Regions from separate parts of the Homo sapiens genome. Here region 1 is linked to region 2. A link is an interaction called in ENCODE POLR2A ChIA-PET data of the cell type or tissue named here. Cell type or tissue: OCI-LY7. All regions are shown on one strand. Region 1 overlaps PRPSAP1 (phosphoribosyl pyrophosphate synthetase associated protein 1). Region 2 overlaps LOC105371896 (a long non-coding RNA gene).

Region 1 (5,000 bases), 76 kb after region 2:
GGCAGAGGTTGTAGTGAGCCGACATCATACCACTGCACTCCAGCTTGGGCTACAGAGCGAGAATCTTTCTCAAAAAAAAAAAAAGGCCAGGCACGGTGGCTCACACCTGTAATCCCAGCACTTTGGGAGGCCGAGGCAGGTGGATTACCTGGGTCGGGAGTTCGAGACCAGCCTGACCAACATGGAGAAACCCCCGTCTCAACTAAAAATACAAAATTAGCCAGGCATGGTGGTGCATGCCTGTAATCCCAGTTACTCAGGAGGCTGAGGCAGGAGAATAGCTTGAACCTGGGAGGTGGAGGTTGTGGTGAGCCGAGATCATGCCATTGCACTCCAGCCTGGGCAACAAGAGTGAAACTCCATCTCAAAAAAAAAAAAAAAAAAAAAAAAAGAGCAATTTCCCATGAGGTTTTTATTTTCCATTTTTCCAAGGGATTCAACATCCTCCAGCCCAACGCTAAAGAAAGCTCCATACCTCACCCCTTATTGGTCAGAAAGGTGACAAAAGGGGCTTTGTCACATTGGCTTTACCCATTCACTGAGAGATACCGGACAAATTGGACACCAGGCAGTTACTTTGTGAACTAGCAGGGCGAAGGGAAATCGGCTGGCAGTCTCTGCTTTATCTGTTCCCTAAGAATGTTGCAAGTACACCCTGGCTAGCTCTTGTAGTCTTTATCTCTAAGTAGGACATTCTTAATTGTTTTACCAACTACTTTTCTTTCTTTTTTTTAAATAGAGAAAGGTCTCACCATGTTGCCCAGCTGGTCTTGTACTCCTGGGCTCAGGCAATCCTCCCGCCTTGGCCTCCCAAAGTGCTGGGAGTACAGCTTGAGCCATCATGCCCAGACAACCAACTACTTTTCTTTCCCCTAAGAAAACCACATCCTATATTAAGTCCAGCCCTTACTGCTCTAGCATTTTGGACAGGCAAAAACTAACCTGAGGTGTGCTCTCTTCAGCAGCACATATACTAAAATTGGAATGATACAGAGAAGATTAGCATGGCCCCTGTGCAAGGATGACACGCAAATTCGTGAAGTGTTCCATATTGGAAAACAACAACAACAACAACAACAACAAACTAACCTGAGATGAGGAAACAGGCATGGTATACGCATTCATTAAACTAGCCAGGCTCGCAAAAAGAGAAACCACACCACAGCTGGAAGTAATGGGGGAGAATTTACCCTGCTCCCAACTGTAACAATTAATCATCTGCAGCAGCTGGGAATTTTTTGTTGTTGTTTTGAGACTGAGTCACTCTGTCACCCAGGCTGGAAGGCGAGAGTGCAGTAGCACCATCTTGGCTCACTGCAACCTCTGCCTTCCGGGTTCAATCGATTCTCCCACCTCAGCCTTCCGAATATCTGGGATTACAGGCACCTGCCACCATGCCTGGTTAATTTTTTGTATTTTTAGTAGAGACGGGGTTTCACCATGTTGGCTAGTCTGGTCTCAAACTCCTGACCAACTGATCCACCTGCCTCGGCCTCCCAAAGTGCTGGGATTACAGGTGTGAGCCACCGTGCCCAGCTGTAAATGTTATTTTAATGAGTCTGCTTACTTTACATCAACACACTAGAACTTGTACATAAACATAAAAATTAACCTTTAAAATATACTTCATAAGCTTCATATTTTACTTAGTTCCATTGCTTGGTATATCTGGAAAATCTCTGAGTATCGCACAGTTCAATTACCCAAAATAATCATTTTGTTCTGAATGGCTTTTTGCCATTTCCAAAAATTAAACCTATCCTCAACGACCAAAAGGTTGCTATTATTAGAACAGTCAAAAGAAATATGCTGCAAGTTTGGAAGCAGTAGTTCCAAAGCTATTCCAAGCAAAAACAGCACCAAAAAAAGGTATCTATGTGATTTTAGAACAACAGCTCTGAAGGCAACTAAGCTTATTTTAATGTCTAAGCTTTGGTCTGTTTGCCTAAAATTAGCCTTATTACTTTAGGCAATGCCCCCTTCCTCCCAACAACAGAAAAACCTGTAAAAGATATTCCTTCATCTATGTAACCGCAGATAATATTAAAAAACCAGGTCGGGCACAGTGGCTCATGCCTGTAATCCTAACATTCTGGGAGGCTGAGGCAGGTGAATCACCTAAGGTCAGGAGTTCGAGACCAGCCTAGGCAACATGGAGAAACCCCATCTCTACTAAAAATACAAAAATTAGCTGGGTGTGGTGGTGTGCACCTGTAATCCCAGCTACTCAGGAAGCTGAGACAGGAGAATTGCTTGAACCCAGGAGGCAGAAGTTGCAGTAAGCCGAGATTGTGCCACTGCACTCCAACCTGGGCAACACAGCAAGACTCCGTCTCAAAAAATAAATAAAATAAAATATAAAATATAAAATAAAATAAAAAATTAGGCCAGGCATGGTGGCTCATGCCTGTAATCCCAGGACTTTGGGAGGCCGAGGTGGATGGATCACCTGAGGTCAGGGGTTCAAAACCAGCCTGGCCAACATGGTAAAACCCCATCTCTACTAAAAATACAAAATTAGCCAGGCATGGTGGTACATGCCAGTAATCCCAGCTACTCGGGAGGCTCAGGCAGGAGAATCACTTGAACCTGGAAAGTGGAGGTTGCAGTGAGCCAAGGTCACACCACTGCACTCCAGCCTGGGCAACAAGAAAGAAACTCGTCTCAAAAAAAAAATTAAATTAAATTAAATTATCTGTGTTCTTTAGTTGGTACTAAAGTATCCAGTACTCAAGCACTACAAAAACTAGTTTATTGACTGGGCACGGTGGCTCACGTCTATAATCTCAGCACTTTGGGAGGCCAAGGCGGGTGGATCACCTGAGGTCAGGAGTTTGAGACCATTCTGGTCAACACTGTGAAACCCCGTCTCTACTAAAAATACAAAAATCAGCTGGCTGTGGTGGCACACGCCTATAATCCCAGCTACTCAGGAGGCTGAGGCAGGAGAATTGCTTGAACCTGGGAGGCAGAGGTTGCAGTGAGCCGAGATCACGCCACTGCACTCCAGCCTGGGCAACACAGCAAGCCTCCGTCTCAAAAAAACAACAAAAAGAACCAGTTTATTGTGACAAACCTAATAACCTTCTTTATGGGCTGCACACCCACACAAAACAACACATCCAACCTGTCTTTTTTCCAAATTTTTCCTTTCTTCTTCCATCCCTATCAGCTTAAGAGACAGAGAAAATGCCAGGTGATGATATTTTTGCTTTGATGCTCTTAAACTGAACCACTGGGAAGAGACTTGCGGCTTTTATCTCAACACCAAATACACATAAAGAAACTTCACCATCTTCAGGAGAGGGTTCTGGTTTTCAGAAGTACCCATTTATACCTATGTGCCTTTTTCAACAGGGAAGGTGCCTTTCCATGTTGACTTATGTAAAATTGTCATTGTTATTGTACAAGACTCTGCTACAACTCTATGAAGTGCTTCCTACTTCTTCCTTTGGCCAAAATTTCTTTTTTCTTTTAAATAAAAGCTGGGCACAGTGCCTCATGCATGTAATCCAAGCACCTCGGGAGGCCGGGGCAAGCAGATCAGCTGAGCTCAGGAGTTCAAGACCAGCCTGGGCAACATGGCAAAACCCTGTCTCTACTAAAAATACAAAATTAGCCATGCATGGTGGCATGTGCCTGTAGCCCCAGCTACTTGGGAGGGTAAGACGGTGGGTGCTGAGACAGGAGAATCACTTGAGCCTGGGAGGTGGAGGCTGCAGTGAGCCGAGATCGTGCCACTGCACTCCAGCCTGTGTGACAGAGCAAGGCCTTGTCTCAAAAAAAAAAAAAAAAAAAGAATAGAGACAGGGTCTTAGTATATTGCCCAGGCTGGTCTTGAACTCCTGGCCTCAAGTGATCCTCTCACCTTGGTCTCCCAAAGTACTAGGATTAAAGGCATGAGCCACCACACCTGACCATGGTCCAATTTCCTAATACTCAAGATACAAGTGAGAAAAACGGTAAGTGTTTCCCAATTGGCTATTAACTAAGTCATTTCTTCATGCTTCTTTTGTCCCTTCCCTGGAAGACACTTGCACACTGATGATCCTTTGTTTGTCAAGTTCAGTCTTTACTACCCCCAGCATCACTCTAGATTGCACGTGTTAAATACTTATATTGAGCACTCTTGGTTACCATGTGATATCAAAGCCAAGAATTTTATAAAATTCAACTTCGTATCACAAAGGACACTAACAATATGCTGTTTCTATGCTCGACTAGTTTGAAATAACCATGAACGGCCTCGCACGGTGGCTCGCGCCTGTAATGCCAGCACTTTGGGAGGCCGAGGCGGGCAGATCACTTGAGGTTGGGAGTTCGAGACCAGCCTGACCAACATGGAGAAACCCCGTCACTACTAAAAATACAAAATTAGCCGGGCGTAGTGGCACATGCCTGTAGTCCCAGCTACTCGGGAGGCTGAGGCAGGAGAATTGCTTGAACCTGGGAGGCGGGGGTTGTGGTGGGGTTTGCAGTGAACCGAGATCGCGCCATTGCACTCCAGCCTGGGCAACAAGAACGAAACTCCATCTCAAAAAAAAAAAAAAGCGGGGGGTAGGGGGGGACTGTCTTTCACAAAACTGGTCCCTGGTGCCAAAAAGGTTGGAGACTGCTGGACTATCTAACAAAATGGGGTCTCTGCCGTGAGAAGGTTATAACGTCTTAGCTCCTCCCCTGACTCATAGATGATCCCTAAATACATGTAACAAAACAAAGATGCCAAGAGCACAGCTGCTCATGTGCCAGAGGAGAACTGCTCTGATCATGCACCAACTCAGTTCAGTCTTTTCCTGGAGAAGTCCAACTCAAATTCCAGATTACAATGCAGACCAACGAATTAGTGTTAACAATTTGACTTTTTTTTGTTTTTTTTTTTTTTTTTTTTTGAGATAAGATCTGGCTCTGTTGCCCAGGTTAGAGTAGAGTGGTGTAATCACAGCTCACTGTAGCCTCGACCACCCAGGCTCAAGCAATCCTCCCAACTCAACCACCCGAGT
Region 2 (5,000 bases):
AAAAAAAATTATTAAACGATGTAAAATCCAAATATAGCACAGAGCTGGGCTCTTAGTGTGTTCCCAATAGACAGAGCTCTTCTCATCACCCAGGAAGACTGGGATATGCCTGGAGTAGAAGCAGCCCTTCTGCTCAGTTTCCTTCCTCTTTGAGGCAAAAGAATAGACACACACACACAAAAAATGGCTAGGCGCAGTGGCTCATGCCTGTAAACCCAGCACTTTGTAAGGTCAAGGTGAGAGGATCGCTTGAGGCCAGGAGTTCAAGACCAGCCTGGGCAAAAAAAATAAAAATAAAAATCAGCCAGTTGTAGTGTTGTGTGCTTGTAGTCCTAGCTTCTTAGGGGGCTGGGCTGGAGGATTGCTTGAGCCCAGGGGAGTTGAGGGTTGCTGCAGTGAGCTACTACACTCTAGCCTGTGCAACAGAGCAAGACCGTGTCTCAAAAAAAACAAACAAACTGGCTGGGCATGGTGGCTCATACCTGTAATCCCAGCACTTTCAGAAGCCGAGGCGGTCAGATCGCTTGAGGCAGGTAGTTCGAGACCAGCCTGGAAAACATGGCAAAACCTTGTCTCTACTGAAAATACAAAAATTAGCCGGGTGTGGCAGCGCATGCCTGTAGTTCCAGCTACTAGGGAGGCTGAGGCACGAGAATCGCTTGAACCCAGGAGGCAGAGGTTGTAGTAGCCGAAGTCGTACCACTGCACTCCAGCCTGGGTGATAGAGCGAGAAGTTGTCTCCAAAAAAAGAAAAACAAAGCATAAATTTGCAAGGAAAAATAGCAGCAAAAAATAGGTTATGTTAAACAAACAAAGGCTAGCAATAGCGTTGGAAATCCTCAAAAGGAGAAGAAAACCATCGCACCACCAGTGCCTCCTGGACCCGAGCCTTCAGGGAGTGTGTGAGTCCAGCCTGGCCCAGCTGCCTTGGCGCTGCTTGTTTTCATTGTCTTCTTATTGGCCCTTTCCCATTCTCCTTCTCCTCTCAACACCTTTCTACTTCTCTTGGCCACCTTGTCCTTTTGTCCTGGCATCTTGAAGAAACAATAGGGAAGCAAGAAATAAAAATTAGAGGATGGAAAAAAGAAAGGAAGAAAGGAAAGGAAAGGAAGGGAGGGAGGAAGGAAATGAGCTTTTGGATCAACCAAACCTGAATCGAATCCCAGTGCTACCATCAGTCAGCAGGGAAAAGCGAGTGTTCATGACCTTGAGTGGATTTTGTTTCCTCTCTGAGCCTTGGGCCTATTGGGAGTTCTGAGAGCCCTCAGATTCCATCTTTCAGCTTTGTTGGATCTGTTTGGATTTAGGGAAATAAGAGGTGGAAAGGAGGAAGAAAGGAACAAAAATTTATTTTTATTTTTTATTGTCATTATTTTTGAGACAGAGTCTCACTCTGTCGCCCAGGCTGGAGCGCAGTGGCACGATATCGGCCCACTGCAACCTCCACCTACGGGGTTCAAGCAATTCTCGTGCCTCAGCCTCCCGAGTAGCTGGGATTACAGACTACAGGCACGCACCACCACGCCTGGCTAATTTTTGTATTTTTTTTTTTTTTTAGTAGAGACGGTGGTTTCACCATATAGGCCAGGCTGGTCTTGAACTCCCGACCTCAAGTGATCCGCCCGCCTCGACTTCCCAAAGTGCTAGGATTACGGGTGTCAGCCACTGCGCCCGGCCAGAACAAGAATTTAACGCACTGCAGAGATGGAGGTTGGGAATGCCAGTTCTCTACCCTTCCCCCAAACCCATTACCCAAGAGAGCTGGTGTCCTTTTCTCCCCATCCCCACAGAGGCGGGGAGGGTTCACTCATTTCAAGCATCTCCAGTGGAACTCTTAGTGCCCTCTATAGATCTTTTGGGGAAGGGGCCCTTTGAGAGTCCCACGGAAGTGACAGCTGCAGCGGGAAGGGAGGTAGCATGGGTGAGCTAACCACTGCCTCGCTCCACCGCTGGACACTCTTCCCCTCCACTGTCCCTCAGCAGCCCCATCTGTGAAATGAGATTCTGGATTTGGGGGAGGATTGAAATGAGTTAATAGACATTCAAGTCTTAGAGAGCTGCCTGGCTCACAGGAAGTGCTTGGTAACTGGCAGCTGCTTGTTATGGTCCGGCTATTGTGTGCCTGTTTCAGGACTCATTCAATGACTTGCATTCACAACAACCTTGTCATCCGGGAACGGAGGAAATACTGCTAAGATTGTTTCTCTTCTTGGTTGCTGCCTCACCGCTTGTCCTGGAGCCCAGACCATTGATGTAACAAGGATTTTCTTTCTGAGGATACCATGTTTTATTTGTGATTCAAGCCTTTTTTTTTTTTTGAGATGGAGTCTCGCTGTGTCACCCAGGCTGGAGTGCAGTGGCACAAAATCGGCTCACTGCAAGCTCTGCCTCCCAGGTTCATGCCATCCTCCTGCCTCAGCATCCCGAGTAGCTGGGACTGCAGGCGCCTGCCACCATGCCTGGCTAATTTTTTGTATTTTTAGCAGAGACAGGGTTTCACCATGTTAGCCAGGATGGTCTCGATCTCCTGACCTCGTGATCCACCCGCCTCGGCCTCCCAAAGTTGCTCTATTTTACCTACCATACATTGTCCTCTCAGATTAAAATAATAGTACCTTCAGTTAATAATACCTTGCATTTAGGAAGTTGCTTTCCTCCCATCAGCTCAAAGCCCTCTACAAACATGACCTCATTCATTCTCCCAGGAGTGGGACAGTCCTAAGTTTCCCAGCTACTCATCTCCAACCGGATTCTCAGAAGCCAAAATATGGATTAAGCACTTCCATGTCTCAGGACCACAAATCACGGGCTCTGTTGCTCTCCTTCCTTCTTCCTGAGTGACCTTAGGCCCACAGAAGATAACTAGTACCTGAGTCTCTCTGGCTTGGGGGCCTTGCCCTCCATGCCCCGCCCAGGTGCCCACAGCTGGGCCCTGCAATTGTTAAACATTACATAAACTGGATAAACTGCCTTGATTTCCAGGAAATAACAGGTTTGGCAACTTTGGACTCTTGCTTTCCTTGGGAACTTACTTCTGAATTAAGACCTACGGGCTCATAGGGGACATTCCACTACAGCCAGAAATGTCTCTCCCCAGGGTAGACCCTCCTACTCACGGCCCTGGCATGTTTGACACCCGCATGTACTTATGAAAACCTGGAGCCCCACAGTGACAGTACTTCCTTCTTCTGGGCTGCTTGCGGCCTGAGCTCCCTGGCAGTGTATGCTGCCAGCTGCTCACTTTTGTTTTCACCTTGCAATTACTGGACGGGAAGGCTGCAAGCTATACTGGAGTCTCCAGCCACACGCCAGGTCCCAGCCCACGTGTACTTCAGGGCCATTCCCAGGAAAAAGCTGACTCCTACTCCTTCAAAACAAACAAATAAACAAAAAACGAACCAAATGGAATGAGCTCATGATAGTACCTGAATTTGTTTTTCATCAGTACAGAAACATTAACATTAATTGTAATCTTCTTCTTGTTTGTAAACTTTAAAAATACATACTGTCAAGTTTTCTTAGATAGGGAGTTAAATCCAATTTAGGCAAAGTCAAGATAGAACCACGACGTGCTTTCTTATTATAAGCCTCCTTCTGTTCTGCAGACCTTTAGCTGGTTAAAATACACTCTGTAATTAGTAGTTCAGATAAAAAACTCACAAAGTTCTCCTGAAACAGAAACTCTTAACAGTGAATCCCTAACAATATTTATCTTCCCAATCTCTTCTGCCCCTTCCCCAATCTGCTTAAACTCCTAGTTCTTTTCCTACCCCCACAATTCTCAAACACAGCCCTGAAGATCAAACTCTAATCCAGAAGATGGAAGCTCAGCACATACAAACAAATTTGGGGCCAGGCATGGTGGCTCACACCTGTAATCCCTGTGCTTTGGGAGGCTGAGGCAGGAGGATCACTTTAGTCCAGGAGTTCAAGACCAGCCTGGGCAACAATAGTGAGATCTCATCTCTACCAAAAATTCAAAAATTAGTCAGGCATGGTGGTGTGTGCCTGTAGTCCCAGCTACTCGAGAGGCTGAGGCAAGAGGATCGCTCGAAGTTACAGTGAGCCATGATCATGTCACTCTAGCCCTATCTAACAACCACCACCACCAAATTTTGGACTTTAAAGGGCTACCACTGAGAAACAGTATCTCTGTAGAAACACTCACTGTTTGTTATTGTTTGTTTTTATTTGGTAGAGATGGAGTCTGTGCTATGTTGCCCAAGCTGGTGTTGAACTCCCGGCCTCAAGTTATCCTCCTGTCTCGGCCTCCCAAAGTGCTGGGATTATAGGTGTAAGCCATCCCAACCCCAGACTCCACCCCTACTGCCACCCGTTGTTTTTTTAAAAGATGGTAGAAATTAAAGCTTCATCTTAGCTTTCGTGACAAGCAAGAGAAAAAAAAAAAAAGAAAATTAAAGCTTCAGTTAGGTCAACCGATTTAACAAGAAAAAATTCTTGACTTGGCATTTTGGCCACTGAGAAAGTCTCACTTTTTTCCTTGCATATTTCCTTGCATATCGTATTTATTGTACATAAATCTTGGCTTCCATCTTCAGAGAGCAAAGTCTTTGGTCTAAAAACTGAGAAAATACTGCTCGATCCTTGCGGTGGGTAGTGATTAGAAGAGGGCAGGACGCGGGTTCCTAGGGTGCAAGTAACGTTCTGTTAATTGATCTGGGTGTTCACTTGGTGAAAAGTCTGGAAGCTGTACCTGCGACATCGCACTTTCCTAATGTACGTTATATTTCAATAAAAGATTTTTTTAAATTGGACTGCTTGAAAGTTATTTTTAAAAATTACATGCTTTTGAGACTTGAGCAGCTGCAAAGGCTCTGTTTTCTATTTTGATCATTCTGTTTCTCGAGATGACCACATCTTTCAGAGGAAATGAGTCAAAGCCACTCTGTCTTGCTTTTCCAGCTGAGCATGTTCTGTTTCAATGAAGTAATGAATGAACTTGGCCGCACCACCCCCAAGCCTACAACAGCAAACAGAGG

The links. ChIA-PET counts read pairs that join two places held together with the same protein. Peaks named below come from ENCODE experiments on the same cell type or tissue, not always from the same donor. Only the 100,000 strongest peaks of a DNase experiment are listed, where the experiment ranks them.
Region 1: POLR2A ChIA-PET joins it to region 2 with 5 read pairs; 4 of 35 experiments call an interaction of 5 or more read pairs at or near these places.

The regions. Positions count from the first base shown.
Region 1 is chr17:76,336,367-76,341,366 of GRCh38, forward strand. The region is part of intron 3 of PRPSAP1 (phosphoribosyl pyrophosphate synthetase associated protein 1); the gene reads right to left. It also overlaps the pseudogene RNU6-24P. Among named protein-coding and RNA genes, the nearest start is that of PRPSAP1, 15 kb to the right of the region's middle. In OCI-LY7, no CTCF peak of the experiment used is centred here; no DNase peak of the experiment used is centred here.
Region 2 is chr17:76,259,972-76,264,971 of GRCh38, forward strand. LOC105371896 (a long non-coding RNA gene) reads right to left here. Exons shown (of 6, transcript XR_007065913.1): 1 at 2,632-5,000; 2 at 1,151-1,293; 3 at 483-1,034. Among named protein-coding and RNA genes, the nearest start is that of UBALD2, 2.9 kb to the right of the region's middle. RefSeq lists a silencer at 2,017-2,311 and enhancers at 3,122-3,211, 4,780-4,829. In OCI-LY7, CTCF peaks have their summits at 1,844 and 2,046; DNase peaks (open chromatin) are centred at 410, 2,120 and 3,190; H3K4me3 peaks cover 3,640 bases; H3K27ac peaks cover 4,592 bases.